Linked DNA regions of Homo sapiens: all the other regions are linked to region 3. The links are chromatin loops, found by intact Hi-C in ENCODE. Cell type or tissue: Caco-2. All regions are shown on one strand.

Region 1 (8,000 bases), 310 kb before region 3:
AGTTATCTTTCTGGTGTTATTCAAATTCACATGTAAACTTATGTCCTCTTTCCACTTTATGATCTTCTAAGAATCTAACTCTGAGATTTTTAATGCGTATTTTTTACATAAGACATAAATGTACACTTTAGTAATTATAAAGTGAACATCCATGTACCTGCCACCAAGGTCAAGGTTATAGAGTAATGCAGCACTCCAGAAGATCCCCCCTTTTGTGGCCATTGTTGATCATAAATACCTCCCCCTGCAATGTAACCACTATTCTGACTGTTACGGTAATCATAATCATTGTCTTGCTTTTCTTTTGTAATATTACCACTATTGAATTCATCCCTAAGCAATATAGGTTTGCCTGGTTTTGATCTTTGTATAAATGCATACTCATTTTTATTAATTATCCTTTTAATGGATTATGGAAATTTAAAAAACTCACCTAGGAGAGGAATAGTCTCTACATTAAAGTGAGAGCATATATATGTGCATGCCTGCACATGTTTTGGTCTGCTACTCATTTATTGCTACTCAAGAAGGTGTTAAACAAGATTTTTAGTTTTAATGAAATATTAGATACAGTAACTAACAAGTCATTAAATGTTTAGTGTGTTGACTTTGTATTCTTTTATCATTTAAGATAAAGTTTTGACTTTTATAAAGTACAGATTCTAGTAGATAGCATATAGAAAGTGTTAATACTTCTATGTTGTCATGATAAGGACTAATATCCCCAATGTTTTTTTTATAAGTATTAAGAAATTACATGTTGAGTGCCAGATGTCAAAGTTTAATCATTGTCACTCATTTTGAGCACTCTAGATATGAAGATTTTAATACGTATTAAAATACTTTCATAGATTTTAGGTAACTTACTATCATGTAGTGAAATTTTTAAAAAGTATAGATTATATGTAAATACCTAATTCAAGGATGAAGATTTCCAATGGTACCTTGTTCTCATTAAGAATAATGCTAGAGGTTTCTCTTAATAGTATTGGATGCCAGACTTTTGACCTGCTTGTCCTTGGTTTGGAAATGGCCTGGTGCTGTTTATAGTTGTATAACTTTAGCACAAGTGGTTTCTATAGCTACTGTCCAGTACCAGATGTAGAACAGTGGGAAGCTTTGATAAGGAGAGCAGGATTTTTAAACAAAAGCTGGACATGGGTAATTACCCTGAAGCTGAACTGAGCCCCGTTATATTCAGCACTGTCATTTACATTTCATTTCACTCTCTGCTGATTAAAAGAAAATAAACCGACCCATTGTTTTTCTCTTCCATCTCTTTGCCTTCTTCCTCACACCTTACTTAAGAATGTATATCATAGCTTTAATCGGTTCCATGAATCTAAAAAGTTTTTCCCCACAAAATTGGATGAACACTTCTAGTTTGGTGGCTTTCACTATGGTGACAGCATCACTGGTTTTCACTTATCATAGAATAAATTTCATAAGCCATTTGTATTCAAGCGTTTGCAATGAAGCTGCTGTTTTGTATAAACTACTGTCACTTTGAGACTATAAATGACTTAAGGTTAATACTAGGGAGGTAGAAGAAATCATTATATCATTATCAGGAACTGTCAGTGAGTAAAAGGACAGCTTAAACCTGACCTACAATTAAAATAGAAGCCATTTGGTTTTCTGCTGAATGACTATAGAGCTCTGCAACTTCATCCTCTAGAAAGTGGAAATATCTTATTTTTAAAGAATAGTGATTTTATAAATTGATGACCATTGTTAGATATTTTCACTGAAGTTTCAGGAATTCTATTAAATTAACTCTTGGCAATGAAGGGACACCAGGAGAGAATTTTGACTTGATCATTATATTGATAGGGAGCGGTGCAGGAGATGAGACTTTACAGTGAAGCGAGTAGGAGCCAGTTTGTAGTAGAGGATGGGCATGGTGGTTGGGGCAAGGAGGTTGAGGAAATTCATATCTGATAACTGCTGTTTGCTCTGTAAAGAAGGATGCAAGTTTTTTTGTTTTTGTTTTTGCTGAGTAAATAAGCAGATACTAAATGTAAGAATTGAGGACAGGTGAACTTTTAGAAAAGGTACTATGAGAAATAGGAAAAAAAGCCATTTGCTTAACAATTTTTACATTCATATACTTTTCCTATTTTTGTATACTTTATTTCTCTTACTTAATTACCTGTTCCTTGAGAGGAAGGCCATAGTTTTCATCACGCAACATGTGTTTATGGGACCATTCGTGTCAGGTGTTGGGGCTGAACAGACTAAGGCTTCTTATCCTTAGAAAACTTGCACATCAGGAGAAATGGCCACTCAAACCATATTCCAACATAGCATCTTGTGTTCTGTAGTGATCTGTGAGAGGTGTTGTGTGAACATAGGAAAGCACCTACCTAAGGAGATGGTGCTTGAGGCAAAAGAGATGGGGAATTTGGTTGGAAAGCCAAAAATTTAAGCAAGATACAGAAGCATGAGAGGCATTGTGGTATATGTGGGGAACCCTGGACTTCAGTGTAGCTGGAAATACTGAGCAGTGGGGGAGGATCAGCTGGAGATGACCTGGAAGACTAAAGAGAGGGAAGCCCAGTGTTGAGGGACCTTACCTACTGAACAGTTTCAAGTTTATCCTGTTGGTAAAAGGGCAAGCCCATAGGGATGTTTGGAGAGTGGCAGAAGCTCTGTGTTCTGTGAAGGTCCTCCTAGCTTCACTGTGTTAGTGAATTTGAGCTGTGGAAAGTTAGCTGTGATACTACTGAGGGGGCTCCTGGAATAGTCAGGCAAAGATGGTGAGGCTATAAACCAAGGAAGCTAGAATAGAGATTGTAGGGGACTTGTTGGAATTGAGAATTTTGCGGGGAGGTAGATATGGCAGGACTCGGTGACTAATTGGATAATTGGGGTGAGGGAGATGAGCTAAGGGTGATGTTTCAGAAATCTGGCTTGGGACAACTGAGCGGATGATTGTTTTCTTGTATATGTTTTTATTCCCCATCCCTACTCCCAGGACCATGGGGCAGTACTGCTTTCTTAGGCTGCTGTAATAATCTTCTACTGATTTCTCTGCTTCTGCAGTTTCTCCCTCCATTCCATGCCCTACATGGTGGCCAGAGTATCTTTCAGAATATAAATAGATAAGGAAACTCCTCTGCTTAAATCTCATCAATGGCTTTCTGCGGAATTTAGAATAAAATTCAGAATCCTTTACATAACCTTTATGTCAGCCTGATCTACTTCTGGCCTGTCCAGTCTCATCTTGTGCCACCTTCCCTTTTGCTTACCAGTTGTTATCCACCCTGGCCGTAGTCTTTCAGGTCCCAGAATGGATTTACCTCCTTTTAGTCTCAGAGTCTTCTCACACGCACTGTGTTTCCTCTTCCTAGAATGTTTTCTTCCCCTCTTTTCATATGAGTAAATTTAATTCATCCTTTAGGTCTCAGATAAATGTCACTTCCTGAGAGAAGCCTTTCTTGTCCTTTCCCTTCACCGCTTCTGGATAGGTGTTTCCTTCTATTCTTCCCATATTCTTTTCTTGCCAGTGTTTAATCACAGTTTGTAAGTATATGTCTGGATGTACATTGTTTAATGTCTGTCTCTCCCACCACTGTACGTACAAGCTCTGTGAATTCACGGAACTTGACTCTTTTGCTCACAATGCAATAAATATTTATGGAAAGAATACTGACTTTTAAGTGATTACTCTAGGCTGTTCTAGAATAAAAACAATCACATCAGTGGTATTTAAATCATCCATTTAAAGGAAGAGTAGGAACAGATAGTTATGGTAGCCAAAAGTTTTCTGTTTGAAAATACATTGAATTTTATCATTACCCTGATACTACTCTTCAAAAATCAGTGGGACAAAAACATTTTAATCCTATGATCCCTAGGCCTCATTTCTCATGAGAAGCAAACCAATAAAGCAGCTGAATTGACGTATTGTGGAAAATTATAACACCTTCCCTTTATTTAAGAAGGAGGTGATAAAAGAGAATAGCAAATACTGGGAGAAGGCAGTAATTAGGAGGATCGTTTTATCTAAGTGGAATTCTCAATGAAGAATCTTTCGTATGTTGGAAGTCTGAGCAGTTTATGATGGTCAGTTTGAGAAACTTTTTTTATATATGTATTCTCACAGTATAATCCAGAGGGTCATGAGTTGTGTTTAAAGCAGCAGTTTCAAATGTGACTACAGAACATACAGCTTGATTTATTTTCTTGAGAATGAATTCCCCATTAGATTAAAATTTATTATAAGTGGCTGAAATCGCTTTAGCATCTTTTTGGGTTCTTTTTAATGCTGTATTTTTGATATATAGTTGTAAACATAGATTGACTTGAATAAGGTCACGTTTATATACCTTTCTTTCTTGTTCTAGAGAGTAGTTTGGAATTTTAGGTCGGACACTGAGACAGTGTTACACGTTAGAATCGCTGAGGTGAATATGTAGTTGTCTATTTCTCCATCATTATTTAAAAATGAAATGGTGTGAATAAATGCTAACATTCCCTGAGGAAAAGGCCAGCCTGGTCATGTTGGGACTGTGGGACTCTCGATGTTTACAGCAATCCGGGACTCACAAACAGCTATCAAAACGGTGCTCCTGGCAGATGCATGGTCTGCTGTGCTGTAAGCTATTTCAGTTCACATCAGGAAGTACTCTAAAGAAGGATTGCTATGCTCCAGCCAGCAGAGGGTAGTGTACACATGAAAGTTAACTACCAATTTGTAAGCCTTCCTTTGGTTTCTTTGGCAAGTGTGTTAAAATTCCTCGAGTGGTTTATGTTTAGAATTAGCAGTACTGATAGGACAGGAAATTGGCTGGGTGGGACAGTGGTTAAAGGAGTCCTGCCTAAAACTTTAGATCTGAAATATGTGCTACCATAATGTTGCTGTTCAGTGAGGAATGTCCTCTAAATGTCAAACTCTATTTTGAATGACCCACTAATCCACCATGTGGGAAATTAACTCTTTAGCCATTGTTTTGATGTAATTTCTACTAAAAAAAAAAGAGAATCACAATGGGAAAAACATGAGTTTTGAAGTCTGATTTAGGCTACAATTCTGGCAATGCTACTTACCAGCTGTGTGATTTGTGGTAGATTATTTAAACTCTTTAGCCCCCTTGTGTCCCTATCTGTAAAATTTAGATGATACTTTTCTGCAAAAAGATACGGAAAATTAAATAATTATGTAATAACACATAGTTTGGTAGGAAATATATCTTCCTTTCTTGAATCATAACTTGTGTATTTCTTATAATGTTTACAATTGCTGATTGTCTTAAAAGGATAAATGATAGGGCTGAATGCTGTATGTCTTCCTTATGTAGCCATTTATGGCTAGCACAAATTTACCTACAGAAACTCTTCTGATTATAAAAAATGATAATAGTATAGTCAATAGTCTTAATATTTTATTCATATCGTCTTAATTACTATCAATGGTTAAGAAATTTGGAAATTGTAGTCTTTTTATCACCATAGTCTTCTCTCTTGCCATTTCCTAATTCTTGTGTGTTTTTATTTTTCCATCAAATAGGTTTTGCTTACTAAACTTTGGCAGAACTCGGGTTTTATGATACGTAGGTGATATCACAATGAATAGTGGTAGACAGATTTAGAAATGTTAGCGAAACCAAAAGTCAAACACTGGGATGAGCTTGAGTTAATGGGGAGATCAAAGATTGTGTTTGCTGAGGATACTCTTCTCCTTTTAAGTAAGCACTTTGGCCTTTGAGATACTGTGCTGAAAAAAAAACAACTTGCAGATATTCCTGGTTGAGACGCGCAGGGAATGTGAATAGAGAAGAGTCATGAAAAGGTGATGAAAAATATGTAGAGTTGAATATCATCGTCTCAGATGTAAGCCCTGGCAAACTAAACCAAAGATAGGATGAAAGAGAGGTAGAGAGAAAAGAGAAAACAAAAAATGAGTTTGCCATTTTTTTTTAGCATTAAGGTAATAAAAGTTCTGAATGCTGCATAGAGTATAGTATATTTCGTATGGTCTGGGTATATTTTAAATGTGTATTGTTCATAGATATGTGGTATTTATATGTATGATTATATGTGATATGTGTTGGACCATAGACATACTGAGTGTTTCGTGAGAAATATTTTATGAACTATGGTCTTTCCACTTAAGTGAAAATAGTAGCCAAAGTCCTTGGAATGTCTTACTCGAAGCAGGACTTGTGCTGCTAGATAATAGACTGGCGCCTGCCAGATCTCTGGCTGTGTAAGGGATTTGGAGCTTTTGGGTTTTCCAGAGTTTCTGTTATAAATGATAGATGTTGTGTTTTGCAATCAGGAGTCATTTGGTCTTCTAGAAAGGGGACATTTTAGCACAGAACCCAAACATACACTTCACACTGATTCTGCTCTACTACCTGGGAAATAAGAAAATAGCATTTTCTCCCCAGGAGTTGCATTTCTAAGGTTAATGATCTTTCCCACCTTCTCCAGTAGCATGTATGTCTTTGCCACCGTGTCCCCATAGCACTGAATAGAACACATGGTCGGTTAAGGGCTTATTTTGCCTTTATTCTGAGAGGTCTAAACTATTACAGAAAAGAATGTCTTAAGTAGTGAGTGTTTTCTCAATAATCGTTAGCATACATTTTAATCATTACTTTTGGATTTTTCAGGCTTTTGCTGTTCATTCCCAGTCTCTGACTCTAATCTTTATATTCTCTGATTTTATTACCAATAGTTGCCCTATTTCTATCCCTCTGGTCAAAGATAAACTATTTTATTAATCCCTTCCTTTGGTCCGTAGAGGAAGCCCATCTTCCATTGTGCTTTGGGCTTTGTCTTCTGCCTCCCTCTTGTGAGCTGCATAACCACAGCTTAGGTCAGCTAGGCACGCTAGTAATTGAGCCTGGGTCAGCTTGCTGGAATCACATTTCTGTCCTACCTTAGCCTCCTTACTACTGCAGTTCTAGAATATTCCATGAAGTAATCCACAGGCAGTTTGAGGGGGAGGTGATCTTGCATGGCCTAGAGGGGCCATGAGGAGAATAGTGGACATGAGGGCAGAGCTAGAATACCTGACTGCATTCTGATTCCCCTTGTACAGAGGAAAGTGAGATGTCATTCTGCAAAGTGATAGGTAATTGAATGTAAGCCCCAGATATCAAGGGAAAGCCTGAGAATTATGGACAATTTGAACTTATTTAGATTTTAGCCAAGCGGTTGGCATATTAAATTTGCATTTTAATAAATTAGGTTTGGTCTCAGTATGGAGAATACACTAGGGAAGGAAACACTGGAGGCAGGGCAGCTGGCCATTTACGGAAAAGAGGCGGGGATGAGGGAGGCCTAGATTAAATGTTGGAGTTATGAGTGGAGAGAAGTGGATTTGAGATGTTTAGGATATACGAGTTAAGATTTTAGGACTGACCAAATCTGAGAAGAGGGATTTGACGCAGGTTTCTGATTTTGATGACTGGATGGGGAACAATGCCAAGAATTGTGAGGATCAACATGGTAGCTGAAAAGATGACAGCATCTGGACATAGCTTTAAAATAAAAACCGAAGAAAAACATTCTGCCAGGATTAAGCTAACACAGCTTAGGAAGTGATCAAGTTTTCTAGTGATCTTACTGACATAAGGACAGAATTTCGAATACCTGGAGGAGTAGTTGATGGACTTCAGTCAGACTTTTGATGAAAGTTGAAGTAGTTGACGTTAAATGGTGGAACATTGTTCTGTGTTGCCGTTATCCTGGCACAGTCCTGATATGTGGACCAGACTTGAGTCTACCTGTGGAGTCATCTGTTCTTTCAGGGTTTTGTTATCCTTCAGCTTCCCTGTGGCTCTTACACCTCCTCTTGATATGAAAAGTCTGTGCCATTGAAATATATCCTTAGTTAATAGGCCTTCATTAGTAAGACCTCTCATCCAGTTCTACTTCTTTCTTGGTGGGCTCCTCAGCTGTCATGGCCTTAGTCCATCACCTATATTCTCAGAGCTCCTCCTGCTTCTTGAGTTGGGGAAGAAGATAGCTCTTTTGGAGAAAACCTC
Region 2 (8,000 bases), 160 kb before region 3:
GCCATCTGTCTTTCCCATCATGTGGCAGAACCCCCATGCAGAATCTCTAGTCAAGGTTGGACCATGGCTGCATTTCATTACATCTGAAAAGAGTCCCCGGTAGTTATGTGATTTTTACCTCACAGATTGCTCAGAATCACATAAAGCCTCAACAAATATTTCCTCACAGATTTATTCTAGCCCTGGTCAAAAGTGTGAAGTAGGACATTTTCTTCAAGTGTATTTTTTTTTCTGTCTTATTGAAACACTTTCAATACTGTTAGCGTGACTTTGTGTCCCATCCGTCCAATATTTGCTGTACTCACAGCTGTTACCTCTGCAGGAAATCTTTGCAAACTAGAGTCTTCATTCTTTCATGGTTCTAGGCAGTAAGCTTAGAAGGGACAGTGGAGCTGTAACACTCACTGTTTCATAAGTTTTTAAACTTATGCTGTAAAAGTCTCTGATACATGCAAGATCAGAGAAAATGTAGAACAAAGGAGGCATATAGATGAGGTGAGGATACTGGGAAGATAATAAATTTGCACAGAAGGGAAGGGAGTTTATAAAATGTGGGAAGAGTCAGGAAAGGCTGGCAGGAGGTGAACCGGGGTGTAAGAAGGATGTGTACAATATGTAGGTAGAGAAGATATGTCATGAGGCCTCGCAATGCCCTCATTACCATTATGGTTAGGTAGTTGCCAACACATGTTTTCGGAGCACCTACTGTGTGCCAAACATTATTCTGGTGCTCAGGGTATGGCAGTAAATGAGCCTAGCAGAATTTCTGTCTTCAAGGAGCTAACATTCTATTCTAGTAAAAAAGTTCTCTTGCCCTTGCTAAGTTTGAAATGCCTGTTTATGGCAAAGGAGTAGAAATGGTAGATGCTTTATATAAAAATATATGATTTGTCTTGGCAAAGCATCCTTGAGGAGAGATTAGTACAGTGCAAAAAAGTATTGAGTAACATTCTCCCCGTTTCCACCTTTCTGTCAGGTCATAGATATAAATTACAATTCTGGCCCTCATTCACCCTCACATAGCTTTCTGGCATCCTTTCCCATTCTCTGAACATGAGAGGAATGAGAAGGTTATTTGGAAGGTCGCTGATCTTAGGAGTTGTCCTGCTACAGTTACCGGAGAATCTTGAATTTCATCTGAAAAGACTGCAAGGCAGTCGGGGCAAGCATGCTATGAGAAGTCAACTGGTAAGCAGACCCCAGAGATGAGAAGCATATGGGAAGCCAACCCCATGATTTGCTTCCTTAAAAAGTATGGGCTGTGGATGGATTTTAAATCCTACTCTAAATACAAGACTGGTGTTAGCGGTTGTTTGCAGGAAAACCAAAGGAACTTAGCATCCTTCAGTGTGTTACAGAGACTGTGTGGCCTCAAGCAGTGAAGTGAAGAATTCTTTTTGTCTTTTTCCTCATATGCCCAACCTGGAAACCAGCAGAATTTTTGATGGTGCATCTGGTTCCTGGTGTGCTGCAGAAGTGATTAGTGTGTCATGTCACTGTGGCCTCTTTCTCTGCCCCAGGAGAATGTCTGGGGAACAGAAGAGCAGAGTCCTGCCTGGGATCATGTGGGTGGGGGAGCTATTCCTTCTCAACAGATAGTGTGAGAAGCACTGATCCAAGGTCCTGGCTGCTCAAAGTGTGTTCCTAGGAGCTTGCTGGACATGCAGAATCTCAAGTTCCATCCCAGAACCTGATGTTTTTATTTGGAGCACTGGCCTTGGCAACACATGTTCCTTCCTCACCTTTCTGCAGCCTCTCACTCCCCACTGTCGCCCACTCCTCATAGGCTATCCTCAGGAATGGCATTGGTGGAGTGTTGGTGAAGGTGTAGCTGCAAGCATTCTGATCTTTATTTTACAAACTCTAAACCCAGAAGACTCCAAACCCAGAAAAGTCTAAGTCACAGAAAGCAAAGGAACAGTCTTATTTCAGACACATCTACAGTCTTTGCTGGTTAAATGTCAGGAAGCCCACAAAAAGCTGCCAGACATTTCAGGGTATGAATTTCGTATCTGTACTTCTTGACATCTGCTGGGCTACCATGCCCTTCAATTTACCAAAATATGGAAATTTCCTTATGGCATTCTACCCAAATAATGAGGAAAATGTTGATGCTTCTCTCAGCCTCAGGACCTTAAAGCCACACTGTTCCTAACCACGCTTGCCTATATGGCACTTAGCACTTTACACAAAAAACAAACAGAGGTGTTTATTCCCTGGCAGTTAATATAAATGCTTTCTGTTTTGTAAAATAGGAACAGTATTTGATTCCATTATCACAGATCTCTTGTGGACAAGTCAAAATTCTTCAATTAAGGTTATATCTAGTTAAAGGAATTTTTCTCTTTGGTCTACATCCCCACCCTGAATGTCCTTGCCTGTTAGTTCCTTGCAGGTGAAAGGTAAAAAACCTTTGCAACTTCATGCTATAATTGTGCCTTTGAATTTTCAGAGGAAAAGACAGTGAGAGAGCAAGAGCAGATTGAGAAGCAGAAGAGTGAGTCGCAAAAAGAGAAAATGACAGAAATGGAGCACCCTGGTGAGTCCCAACCACATCCATTCTTGATGATAACAACCAAAGCTCAGAAAATGATTTCTTACAGAATGTTGTATCAAAAGGAGCATATTGTATGTGCAAAGTTGCTGCAGCTTTCCTAAGTTGGCTTCAAACTATCCAACTATGATGTTAACATATTACCTTCAGCCAGTATGATACACATATTGGAATGTTTTGTATCATTGACTACTTTTCCTGTGTCTGTCCACTCTACTGTTTCAAACCCCTGGTACTGGGACAGTGATTGAACCCAGGTATTCTTGTCAATAATAGTTGGAGGGGCTTAGCAATAGATCAAGGTATAGAAGAATTAAACCTGCTATAGCTTGATCTACTTTGAGATTAGAGTGTACAGGGTCCTCTCCAACCTGACACACTTGGCCCTTTTCTGACATAGGTTTAGTAAGTTTTGTGTGCATTTGTAGATATTTTTTCATTCCTAGGGGTTTGGCTTCATTGAGATGTGAGTTGTGGAGCCAAAATACCAGAGAGGCTGACTGTTTTTGTAGCAAGAGTTAGTTTATTTTGTGGTTGGGTTTGAAAAAGAAAAAGCTAAAAACTGCCCTCAAATATCTGATTTAGCTGATTGCTAGGTTATCTAAATCAACTTGAAAACTTTGGATAAGCATTATTCAAACACTAAAGGCAACAAAAGTCTATTTCATTATGTTTGCTCTGATACCTAGCTTCCCGGCTGACTTCTTTTCCAGTTCCTTTCATCCTTTCACAAACCTGAGGAATGAACATACAGAAAAGGCATTTTACTTAGTTACTATTAGAAAGCATGAATATCATCAACTCATATATCTTTATTCAGTTTAGTACTCTGCAGACATCCTTGTTGGATATTTTATTCTGGGATTGTTAGAACTAAAGTTAGCCTTAATGACTTAAAGCAATGATTTTCATAAATTTCTCCTGAAATGATGTTTTGGTACAAAATGCCCTGAAAATGATTTAACTATAGATAACACTGAGAATTTTACTTACTGCTGCTCATCAGAAAGACACCCTGGGTCTCCTTTCCCTCTCTCCACCCCTTATCCCCTTTCTCAGAGATTAATTGAGGAAACATTTAAAAAAGTTTTCAGTTTTGGTTAGGAAATAACATCATTAAGCAAGTTTTGCTGGGTGATGTGTAATCACTGAAACGCCAATTTGTTCAGGAAGCAGGAATTAACACCTTTGCTCTAGTGAAAAAGAAATTGGTACAAGACTTTAAGGAAGTCAAAATGATGAAGTTTGGATTAAGCTCTTAGCAGGAAAGGCAAAGGCCACAGTGAAAGCAATCCTGAGCTGGCCAGCCCTGTAAACAACTGCTAGCCCCTGGTTAAGTGTCTTTTTCTTTTGACATAGAGAAGTTAAAATATAGTGCAATTTAATATAGTCAGCACACTTCACCCTAAAATCCAATCAATTTATTAAAGAAAAAAAGGTCCATTCAACCCAGCCATTATACATGACTCTATAGTTCTTGGAAATAACTATAGTCAGCTCTGGAAACAGAAAACTAATCCAACTGACCACTTGAGGGAGGTGGTGGGTTATCTTGTCTAGAAAAAGGACCTCAGTTCCTTCTTTGTAGTGTGCAATTTTAAGAACTTTGAATACCTCCTGTGACCTATGGGTAAAATGAGATCACAGGAACCCAGACAATGGCCTTTTCTCCACTTGGATCTATAATCTAATTTTCCTATAAAGTAAGGGGAATAAAATAGATTTACAGAACACTTGTGATGGTCTAGCTGATGGATCACTTTAAAAAGAGAGAAAGAGGCAAAGTATGGGTAGTTTATTTTCACAAATCAGTTTTAGTTTTTTTCTATGAAATTAATGAACAAGAAGCCCATTAAAATGATTGTTACAATTCTTCTTTTTAATTGTTTACTCTATTAAGGTGACAATACTTGACAGCTTGATATATGAACAGTGTTCACTTGCCCAACATAAACATCAATTATAACATGAAAATGCGATGGTCCTTCAACCCTTCATTCACTCATCCAGGTTAAATGCAGAATTTGGAAAGAAACCAAAATTAAAGTTAATTTTACCTAGACTTCAACAGATGTTTTTTAACAAGAAAAAAAAAAACAAAGAAATTGTGGCTGAAGAAAAGTTAGCTGAGATGAAGAGTAAAATGGGTCATGTAGGAACAAAGTCATTGTATTTCATCAGAGTCAAGAAAATTATTAATTATTGAAATGGGAAATCAAATCATTAAAGTATGAATACCATTGGCTCTCTGATTTCTTCTTTCCCAGGTATCATAAAATATGCTTGAACTTGGGTTAATTCCTCTTGGACTGAATTGTAGTGCCATAAACCAAGCTTTTCAAAAAGATTGGATGCAAAACTATTATGGCAACAGGAATTTTTATCAACATAAAGCAGGATTTAATGCAGGTATATAGTATATAGAGTCAAAAAGGATTATAAGATTTATAATGAAAAACAGCAGTACTCTACTTCTCCATTTGCTATCCCCAACTCTCGATGTGCAGATACCAATTTCAACTTGTTTAGCTATTTCTTCTGGCATCTAATTCCAAATGGCTAAATAACATGTTTATACTAATTTCTTATATATGTGCAATAAAGCTTTAGGTATTTTCTATTGCTTCCTCTTATTGGAGAAAAGAATCCAGCCCTATCAACTCTCCCCACACCACTTAATATATACTTCCCATTTCCTCAGCCTCTAAATGCTGGTAAATTACCATTTTTGGTTTAACCTCTATTCTGTGTTTGCTTTATTATGACTACATAAATACTATACACAGCTGAGCTCAGAAGGGTGCTCTGACCTTTTTTTTCAACTCTTTGCTTTCCTAAATGAAAAATTGCACGATTTTTTCATTAGCTGATTTTTATATTTCTACTACTGATTCATCCCCCAAATCCAAGGTATACAGCCTCTCTCAATGCAAATATAATAAGTGATCCATCAGTTTCATTTTTTTCAAAGTATCCATCCCCTTTCCCTTAAGCCCTCTGGCTGCCTCCTCCCACAACTGGTTGTTCCCTGTGCCTACTGCAAGCTCTGGTCCAGGGTCTTCCCCTTACTATCAAACTGGGGATTCTCTTTAACCCTTTCCATTGTTATATTTTAAAATTTCAAGAGCGATCTTATGTTTTCAGAATACTCTATGTTAAAAAATACATAACATTATTTTCTTATTTCATCAGATGGAATAGTGCTTTTATTTAGCTTTCTAAATTTATTTATTATAGTTTCTTTAAAGTTTTTATGGTAGGCACTGGATGCAACACTCAGATCACCCTTCAAGGAAAGAGTTGTTGCCCAAGATCACCTTCCCTTTTTGAGGTAGCCACACCCAAAGACTGTTCCATGTGAGCTATGAGTGCTTGGCCATCTTGGCCCAATGTGGGAGAGTTCTGAAGGGCTGTTCTAGCCCCAGACACTGAGGCTGAGGCTGTCATGGGACTGGCCTTGCAGCTTGCCTTCTTTGTTAGCCCACCCCTGCTTTTGTCCCCTCCAAAGTGACTCCCTAATAAATATCTTGCATGCTCAAGCCCATTTCAGAGTCTACCTCCCAGGGAAACATAGCTGTGACTATATTCTTCTTCATACAATATATCTGTCTCTTCTAAGTTACTTTTATTCTGTTTATGCATTGTAGACTCTGACTTCTATGCTAGATACTTTCTGTTCTGCCTTATGTGAAAGACAAGTTGATTGAAATCCTAAGTATGTATAGCGCATGTTTCCTTAGGGTCACCATGTAGAAAAACTGAGAAAACCAGCTGTTTATTTGGTGTCTAGGTCTTTTTTCTTGACCCCAGACAGTTTCATCTTTTCTCCTGCTTGGGGAGCATAAACCTGGCTAGCAGCTTTCTGGGATCTAGTCAGGGAAGCGGTTGGGAGTTACATTATCAGTGTAAACATTTTAATTTAATAGTCTAGGTTTTTAGTCTGGAATTTCAGCCCCAATTTCAATTCTGCCCGAAAAACATACTAAACTTCTCTGTTTAGAATTCTTTAGATAATTCTCTTTATTCTTATTGTCTATCAGGGTATATAGGAGGGGTAATTTTAGGATATCTGAAATTGGGAAGTGATTGGAGGAATCTAATTTTTCCTTAAACAAAATTTCAACCAATTACTTCAAAATTAAAGTTATCAGCTCCCCCACCCACCTGCCTCCACTGTGCCTTCAGAGGTATACTATACCTCCCAAACTTGGTCCTTTCTAGGGCTCTGCAGAAGAAATTGTGTCACTTCTTGTGGACCTTCTTCCTTCCTGTGAACGCTTGAGGCTCTCTGCTTTCAATTAAGTGAATTACTGCTTATCTATTCACTCTTCATCTTTCAAGATTTTGTCAATATTGCTCCTCTGCTGTGGTCCCTGCTTCCATTCTCTTTATCTATGTGGGTTCAGATCTTTAAAAATTTCTGTATTGTTATTTAAGTAGAGTTGGAAAGAGCATAGTTATATATACATGCTCTGATTGAACTTGTTTGAACCCATCAGAGTACTCTTACTGTACCAAATCAGCAGCATGTGACAGTGTTGATCCTGTCCTCTTTTTAGAAACATTCCTCACTTGGCTTCCAGGATATCACACTGAACAAAGTTTTTTTTCTACTTTTCTGACTGTTCATTCCCATTGTTTAATCTTTCATTTCCCCAAAGATTAACTTGTCATGAAAAAATCAAAATATGGCATTTCTACCAAATAATATTAACTAAAGTGCAAGAGCAGATAGGATGACAAAACTGAAAGACTACATGTCAGGTTTCACATATAGCGAAGAATAACTATAAGACAGCTCACAAATGAGAGTGAAGTATATACTTTTCAAAGATATTCACTTAGCACTCAAGCAAGTAAAATGATTTTAAACTTTTTCTGTTTTCTGAAATATTGTTATAAGGTTCAAACACCTAAAAAATATGAACACATTTTAACTTACCTCTAATAATTAGGGAAGAAAATTTAAAAACACACAAACTAAATTCATGCTTATTGAATTTTTTTCAATTATAGATTATATCCAACTCTGTCAAACCAGTTTCTATATAAGAAAGGAGAAAAACCTATTTGTAAACTATAATAAATCAATATGCCTGAATCAAATTTCCTTTGTTAGAATAGAATATGCTACGTGATAAAGGACTGAAAAAATAGTTTGGAATGAAAGAAATTGGAAAAAAGATATAACTTTATAGACAAAACTTCAATCATTGTATTTTTTGATCATTGACTCGTGAGGTTATATTTTCAGAAATATTTTATTTGGTCATCTTAGATGATCTACAAAGATTACCTATTGTGAATATGTATTATAATTTTTTAAAAATATACCTGAGTATATTTTATGCCATTCAAATCAGAATTTGTACCAGAGAGCTAAATATTCTGTATAAGTGATAAATACCTTGTCCAAGCCATAGTAATTATTGCCATTAGCCAAGTG
Region 3 (8,000 bases):
GCATGACTGGGTATGTATATGTATGTGTGTACATGAGCTTCTAGGCATATATATAGTTACATGTGTTTCTATGGTAAACAGAAGGTTTGTCTGATACTTGTCAGAGCAAAAACCTGAAAGAGGTGATGAAGCCACCTATGCAGATAAATGGGAAAAAAACATTCTTTTTTTCTTTTTTCATTTGAGACAAAATCTCACTCTGTTGCCCAGGCTGGAGTGTAGTGGTGCCATCTCAGTTCAGTGCAAGCTCTGCCTCCCGGGTTCAAGCAATTCTCTTGCCTCAGCCTCCCAAGTAGCTGGGATTACAGGTGTACGCCACCACACCCAGCTAATTTTTGTATTTTTAGTAGAGACAGGGTTTCACCATGTTGGCCAGGATGGTCTTGAACTCCTCACTGCAAGTGATCCGCCCACCTTGGCCTCCCAAAGTGCTGGATTACCGGCCTAAGCCACCCCGCCTGGCCAAAAAGCATTCTTAACAGAGGGAATAGTTAGTGCAAACACCTGATGGGTGTGTGAGTGTGTTGTGTTGCATGTACTTGAGGTCTGTCTGAAATATATTATCTTAGTCTGTTTGGGGTGATATAACAGAAATAACATAGATTGGGGGCTTATTGTCTAAGTTAATTTTCTCTTGCTATTACAGAATACTTAAAACTGGGTAATCTATAAGAAATGAACTTTATTTTTTTCAATTCTGGAGGCCAGGAAGTTAAAGGTGAAGGGGCTGCATCTGGTGAGGGCCTTCTTGCCAGTGGGGGCTTTCTGTAAATTCCTGAGATGGTGCATGGTATCACATGGTGAGGAGGCTGAGCATGCTAATGTGTTAGCTCAGGACCCTCTTCCTCATCTTATAAAGCCACAGTTCCCGTTCCCCTCCCATGATATCCCATTAATCCATTAACCCGTGGAGGGACTAAATATTCATAAGGACATAACCCTTGAGACCCAATCACCTCCTAAAGGTCTCACCTCTCAATACTGCCACATTGTGGATTAAGTTTCAGCGTGAGTTTTAAAGGGAACATTCAAACTATAGCACTTATAAACAACAGAAATTTGTTTTTCACAATTCTGAAGGATGGAAAGTCGGAGATCATGGTGCCAGCAAAGTCAGGTTCTGGTGAGGGCCCTCTTTCGGGGCCCATAGATGGTGTGCCTTCTAGCTATGTTCCCACCTGGTGGAAAAGGGAATGCAGCTCTCTGGGACCTCTTTTATAAGGACATTAATCCCATTTATGGGGACTCTGCACTCATGACATAATCATCTTCCAAAGCCCTTATCTCTTAATATCAGCACATTATGATTAGATTTCAACATATGAATTTTGGGGGGACAAAAACATCTGGACCATTGAAGATATTAAGGAGACTAACACGGTGGAGAGTGAGTTGCTCCATTGTAGAAGGTAAGTAAGTTAATTATGTATTTGTAAGTGCATGTGCATTTGTAGGGGGGCAGGTAAGGCCTCAGGTCATTATAGGGACTTTGTTTTTTGATTTTAAAGGAGAGAGGAAACAACTAGTGAGTCCTGAAATGACATAATCTGAATTAAATTTAGCTCTTCTGTTGAGAAAGAATAGAAACAGATTGAGACACTCTCAGGAGGATGTTGCAATAAGCCATGTGAATGATCGTGTCCAGGCCAAGTGTAGTAGCAGTGGAAGTGGTGAGATGTGATCAGATACTGCAAGGAGAACTGACAGGATTTGCTGAAAGATTGAATATGGGGTGAGATAAAGAGAGGCGCTAAGGCCGATTCCAAGATTTTGGCTTAAGTAATTGGAAGGTTGGAAGTGCTAGCACATAAGATAGGTAAGAGACTGGGAGAAACATGTTTGGGGAGCAAGGGCAGATCAAGCCCTAATTTTTGACATGGTGTTAGGATGACTTTTAGAATTCTAATCCATCAGAGAAATGGATATACATGCCTGAAGTTTAGGGGAGAATCAGCTGGAGATGTAAATTTGGTATTTAAAACCTTTATACTGGAGAAGATCACATGGGGTATGAATGTAGATAGAGGAGAAATCTCAGGATGTGGTTGTGGGGTACTCTAAAATTTAGAGATCAAAAAGAAAAGGAAGAACCAGAAAAGGAGACTGAGGTGCTATCAAGTACAAAGAAAAACAAAAGAGAATCATATCCAATTAAATATGTTGTTTTATGGAAGGAAAAATCATGAAACTCAACAAATACTTCTGGTTTGATGAATAAACTGAAGCCTGAAAATTGGCCATAGGATTTGCAACTATGATGCTATTGGTCACGTTGGCCAAAACAATTTTGGTGAAGAGATAGCTAGAAAAGTCTGATTGTACTGGATTTAACAGAGAATAAGCGAAGAGTATTTGGAGACACTGAATTTAGCCAACGGTTTCTAGTTTTGTTTTGTTCTGTAGAAGGACAACAGCAAAAGGTAGGATTAAGAGAGGGTTTTCAAAAGCCTGGAGATATTATAAGCTGTGTGGGTGCTGATGGAAAAAAATTGGCAAAGAAGGAAAATTCATGAAGCAGAGGAGCAAGGAGAATTGCTACAGAAATGTCCTTAAGAAAGGGGAAAGGGCTTGATCTCGGGCACAAGTGGAGTAGTTGGCATCTCATCCATGGGAGCAGGTGGAGACTGATGGATAGATGGGGTGGTGAAAGCATACAGAAAGTCTCCATGGATTTTTTTAAATTTTATTTTGTTGTTGAAGCAATGTCATCACTGGAGATTGAGAATGGGGTAGGTAAGAAATAGAAGGCATGACATAGCTATGTAAGAGAATGAGTAAATGAATGAATGGCTTTAGGAAATATCAAAGGATTGTAGCAGTACTTAGAGCCCACATGAGTGGTCATGAATTTGAATTGAGATCAGACATATACCTGTGAGTGTTGTTTTCTTATGCCAATATTAATACACAGATACAAGTGTTGAATAGATTGAGATTTTAACTTAAGCAGAGTTGGAATATTGCCAGGTTAGTGTGAGGATAAAAGAGAATGGCTATAAAGTTGTGGAGAAATACAGGGCAGTATTATGATGATCGATGCATAATGGACTACAGGAGGGAAGATAAGGCATAGAGTGGGGTGGCAGAGCTGGGGGGTGTGGTGAGAGGAACTGAAAAAGATAGGACAGTAGTCCCAGTAGCATCGAAGAATTGTTGGAGGGAGTAAATTCAAAAGATAGAAGATACGGTTGAAGAGAGACAACTAAATTGAAAGTGGCAGATCAAACCGAAGGTAAAGGTATTTAGTAATGACACCGCCTAGGGTATGACCACATGCATGAATAACTCAAGGGTGTAGAAGATGACTGGCAGAGAGGAGGTCTCAGAAATGGGAGGCCAGATAGTAGAAGGATCACTTGTGTGCGTGAGATCACAATAACATAATATTGAAATCTCAATAGAGATAGTATTAGAGATAATTATAATTAAAATCACAGCGGATCTCAAAGATTGGTCTGCAGACTAGCAAATGCCAATGTCCCTGACTTGTTAGAATTGCAAATTTTGAGTATCTCCTAGATCTAGTGAATGAGAAACTGGGAGCTGGGCCCTGCGAACAGTAGTTTAACAAGTCCCCCAGGTGATTTTGATGCACATTAAGGTTTGATAACTATTAATACTTCTATAATAGCACAGATAATAGAGAAATTAACAGCTTGAAGAAATAACAAAAAGTTCAGTGAGTTAGCATGAAACTATACCTGAAAGTTATTGCAAGGTTAAGTGAGAGGAACCTTAAAATTAAAGGGAGCAGCATTTGTAAAGAAAAGCTAGAATCATGAAAAGACCTAAGATAAGATCAAATGAAATTACGTAGAAGTGTAAAATTCTTAACTGTTAGTATCTGAAAATCATGCATTCCTTGCTAGGAAGGCATGGCATTAGTGCTGTCGGAATCCTGATAAAACATCACAAACTTCTGTTCGTTGGTATTAGGGACAGTATAGAGTGAGTGCTTGAAGAACTGCCTTGGCTTACCAATCTCTCTCTCCACAACTTCCAATCATCTCTAGGGAACCTAGCAGAAACACTTCCACAGAGCAAAAGTTATAATACAGAAAGTGATGAAAGGAGGACGCAGGCTCTCAATGACGTCAGGTATTCCCGGGACCCGCCCACCGTGGGCGTTTTCCACCTACAGGCAGGCGTCTCCGGGGGCGGGGCTTGCTCAGGGTTAACGTCACTACTGAGCGCCGGGCGCGTTCCGTTGGCGGCGGATTCGAACGTTCGGACTGAGGTTTTTCTGCCTGAAGAAGCGTCATACGGACCGGATTGTTTTCGCTGGCCCAGTGTCCCCGGAGCTTGTGTGCGATACAGAGAGCACCTCGGAAGCTGAGGCAGCTGGTACTTGACAGAGAGGATGGCGCTGTCGACCATAGTCTCCCAGAGGAAGCAGATAAAGCGGAAGGCTCCCCGTGGCTTTCTAAAGCGAGTCTTCAAGCGAAAGAAGCCTCAACTTCGTCTGGAGAAAAGTGGTGACTTATTGGTGAGATTCCATCCCTTCTCGGGCTGGGAATGGGGCACGGGAGAGGTAAGGGCAATAACCTTAAGCCTTTGTTTTTCCGCCCCGAGCCAATTTATAGCTCTTTCAGGCCCCTGTTTAAGGCAGTTCCAACAATGACAGGGAACGTATGCCCCACCCTGGCATGTCAGTTCATATTCCTGGCGCTCAGTTGTACCGGGCCGCGCCGAAAAGTAAATATCTGGATCTTTTTAAAGGGAGACTGTTAGTCACATGAGCTTAACGTACAGTTACTGCTTACAGTTTTAAATATTGCTGTTTAGGAACACAATCTGGCACCGTGATTAATGTACTTGCAAAGGGTATGAAAGAATCACCCTTTAAAAAATAGATTTTGGAATTCAGTCTGGGTCATTTTTATTTAGCTATTGTAAAAGGCATTGCTCACATGCCTTTTAAGGGCCTCCCTTCTTGCCTCCCTCCCTGTCTCCTCTTTCCTCCCTTGGCTCCCTCCGTCTCTCCTCTATTTACGCATTTAACCAAACATTGCCTTATTTCCTCTAGGTGAGGGTGCTTACTAAAGGACCCTGATGGGAAAGTTTATTTGTAGGAAGAGTCCTCTCAACTGTTAATTCATTTCGCTAGACAAGTAATAGAACACCTAGTCAGTTTTTAAGCTAGACTACTAAAGCCTGCTTATCTGACCCATAATACCTGAAGCATAATGTTCTCCTAATAAGAAGCCCCAATCAAACCACTGTATAATAATGTTTCTGTCTTGAAATAAATTCAGTTTGTGTGTTGAATACCTGGAACACATATTCCTCTGGCACAATGAACACTATTTCTCTAGGTTTAAACCACTGGAGGCATGTTCGGTAGCTTGTCCTTGGCTCTTTGAGTAAAGGAGCCATTATAAATGGACACATAATTTCCAGGAGATCAAGGTACAGAATTGTGGATAATAAGAGCATACTGCATGAATCATCCTAGCTGTTCTTAAACGACATTGGTTTTTCTACCTCCTCTTTACTCTTTTGCTTCCTGGACTTCTCCACTGCCACCCCATCTGTTGCTTCCTTTTCTAAACTACTATAGAATTATCGCCCCTTTCCCCTTATTTGGTCTCTGAAGCCAAAACACAACAAAAACACATTTTCCCCCAGAAAAGTATTACTTCTATCTTCTGCCCTTATTTTTGTTACTTTCTTAAATCTTGTAAGAAGAGGCAATACAGGCTGTCTTGTGCCCCGACCCCAATTAACTATCCCATGCTGGTGATAGAGGTGGCACAAATGAACGGAATTCAAATGAAATTCACTTGCAAAACATTTTTACGTAGTATATTATGGAGCTTTCACTGGGGCTTCTAAATGGAGGGAGAGGAAATGTACCTGATCAAAGATATCCAAGAGACCACTAGCTGGTGCAAATGGCTTAGTGGAAATTCCTCAGGTAGTCAGCATCCTCCCACATCTACCCCTTTCTTCCTCCAAAGAACCCATGGACAGAGGGGCTCCATAGTGCGGTGGGATCCAGGTGGCATGGGAAAGTGGGTGAGTTGAAATTTCAAGCGGTTGCATTGATGGGGTATAGAATGTTCTTTTGGTCAGTAGCTTTTCCCAGGTAGTATGCTCGTCGTGTTTGGCTTTCATTAAACAGTTCGCCTTCACTGTCTTGAATGTGGCATGGATTACCCTGGTTTCTTTATAGCTTTCTGCTCACCTTTGACACTTCATATCTTACCCAGTTCAATGAGTTAGCAAAAAGTTCAATGAATTAGCATTAAACTACACCTGAAAGTTATTGCAAGGTTAAGTGAGAGGAACCTTAAAATTAAAGGGAGCAGCATTTGTAAAGAAAAGCTAGAATCATGAAAAGACCTAAGGTAAGATCAAATGAAATTATGTAGAAGTGTAATTCACTTGCATCCCACATCATCCACAAAGTTTTCTATAGTTAAAGCAGTTTGTTTTGATCTGCTCTTTTTTCTGAACTTGGACAGCAGTAAGAGTATACATCATACAGTTGAGCTATTGGGACTCTTAACACTGTTGTCTAGGAGTTTTCATATGCTGATGTTTCCTAGTGTGGTATGCAGCTTCTTGAGGAGAATGAATATCTCCTTTTCTGTCTCCCATTATCTTTAACACAGAATTAATCTACTTTTATGCTGCCTTTTGTACATGGTATTTCTTCTGCTTGAAGATGTCTTCACTCTACTTGGCAACCTACAATTTTTTCAAAATCCAGTTCAAATGTTACTTCAGTGACGCTTTCCTTAATGTCCTTAGAAAGGATCAATCTTATCTTCTTCTCCATCATCTATTGTCACACATTTGCCTTTTTCTTTATGGGTTTGATTCTGCCACTAGTCTGGGAACTTGAATTTGGAAATTTTTGTATTCCTGGTGTTTTGCATAATAGCTTCAACATTCTGAGTCTACAATTAATTTTGGAAATGCATGACAACTATGTGGATTGATGTCATTTCTAGCATTTTATTTATAATTTCTTTGTGTTATTTTATTATTCTTCACTGGCTTTTTGTTATTTTGTTTGTTTTATGCCTTATTTGATTGTTTAGCCCCAGGGATGGTACTAGGGAGAGAGTTAACATCTGTTAAATGTAAAGGAATGCTGTGCAAATATCTGGGTGCTTATAGTTCATGTAAAATTCAAAAGTGCTATGACAAAGGGAGGAGAAAGTCAGACTGGCCCAGTCTTTCTGTCAACTGAGACTGTCAAGAAGTATTTCTTTATAAATTTTCTTTTGATTTCTTTTTCAAGCAAGCAGATTTTTAAAAGTAACTTATTGATGGAATAGCTTACCTTTTTCAAGTTAGAATGCCTAGCTAAATACCCTAAAACTAACTTTTGTTCTGACCATTTTAATATAAGCCTTAGCGCATTGGAGTAGTACCACTCAATTAACTGTTTTATGACATAAATGTAGGTTGCTTGAAAAAATTTTTGTGAGATTTGAAAAAGTAATACTAATTTGTCTCAGTATCTGTATTGGGGTTTGCTAGAGGGACAGAACTAATAGGATAGATGTATATATGAAGTGGAGTTTATTAAGGAGTATTGACCCACACAGTCACAAGGTGAAGTCCCACAATAGGCCATCTGCAAGCTGAGGAGCAAGGAAGCCAGTCCCAGTCCCAGTCCCCAAACCTCAAAAGTAGGGAAGCCGACAGTGCAGCCTTCAGTCTGTGGTCGAAGGCCCTAGGGCCACTGGCAAATTAGTGGTGTAAGTCTAAGAGTCCAAAAGCTGAAGAACTTGGAGTCTGATGTTCAAAGGCAGGAAGCATCCAGCACGGGAGAGAGATGAAGGCTGGAAGACTCAGCAAGTCAAGTACTTTCACATTCTTCTGCCTGCTTTATTCTAGCCATGCTGGCAGCTGATTAGATGGTGCCCACCCAGATTGAGGGTGGGTCTGCCCAGTCCACTGACTCCAATATTATTTTCCTTTGGCAGCACCACCTACACACACACCCAGGAACAATACTTTTCATCCTTCAGTCAAGTTGACAC

The links. Peaks named below come from ENCODE experiments on the same cell type or tissue, not always from the same donor. Only the 100,000 strongest peaks of a DNase experiment are listed, where the experiment ranks them.
Region 1: it touches region 3 in a loop (9-fold over the local background); 11 of 110 quality-filtered maps call a loop at or near these places.
Region 2: it touches region 3 in a loop (3-fold over the local background); 9 of 110 quality-filtered maps call a loop at or near these places.

What each region holds. Positions count from the first base shown.
Region 1 is chr6:126,029,156-126,037,155 of GRCh38, forward strand. The region is part of intron 12 of TRMT11 (tRNA methyltransferase 11); the gene reads left to right. Among named protein-coding and RNA genes, the nearest start is that of TRMT11, 47 kb to the left of the region's middle. In Caco-2, a CTCF peak has its summit at 4,677 (motif pointing right); DNase peaks (open chromatin) are centred at 4,656, 5,736 and 6,196.
Region 2 is chr6:126,172,373-126,180,372 of GRCh38, forward strand. It overlaps a transcript of TRMT11 not described here. Among named protein-coding and RNA genes, the nearest start is that of CENPW, 160 kb to the right of the region's middle. In Caco-2, a CTCF peak has its summit at 4,113 (motif pointing right); no DNase peak of the experiment used is centred here.
Region 3 is chr6:126,335,914-126,343,913 of GRCh38, forward strand. It overlaps CENPW (centromere protein W), which reads left to right and starts at 4,202. Exons shown (of 3, transcript NM_001012507.4): 1 at 4,202-4,486. The coding sequence starts at 4,361. RefSeq lists enhancers at 4,092-4,361, 4,372-4,421. In Caco-2, no CTCF peak of the experiment used is centred here; a DNase peak (open chromatin) is centred at 4,168; H3K4me3 peaks cover 1,644 bases.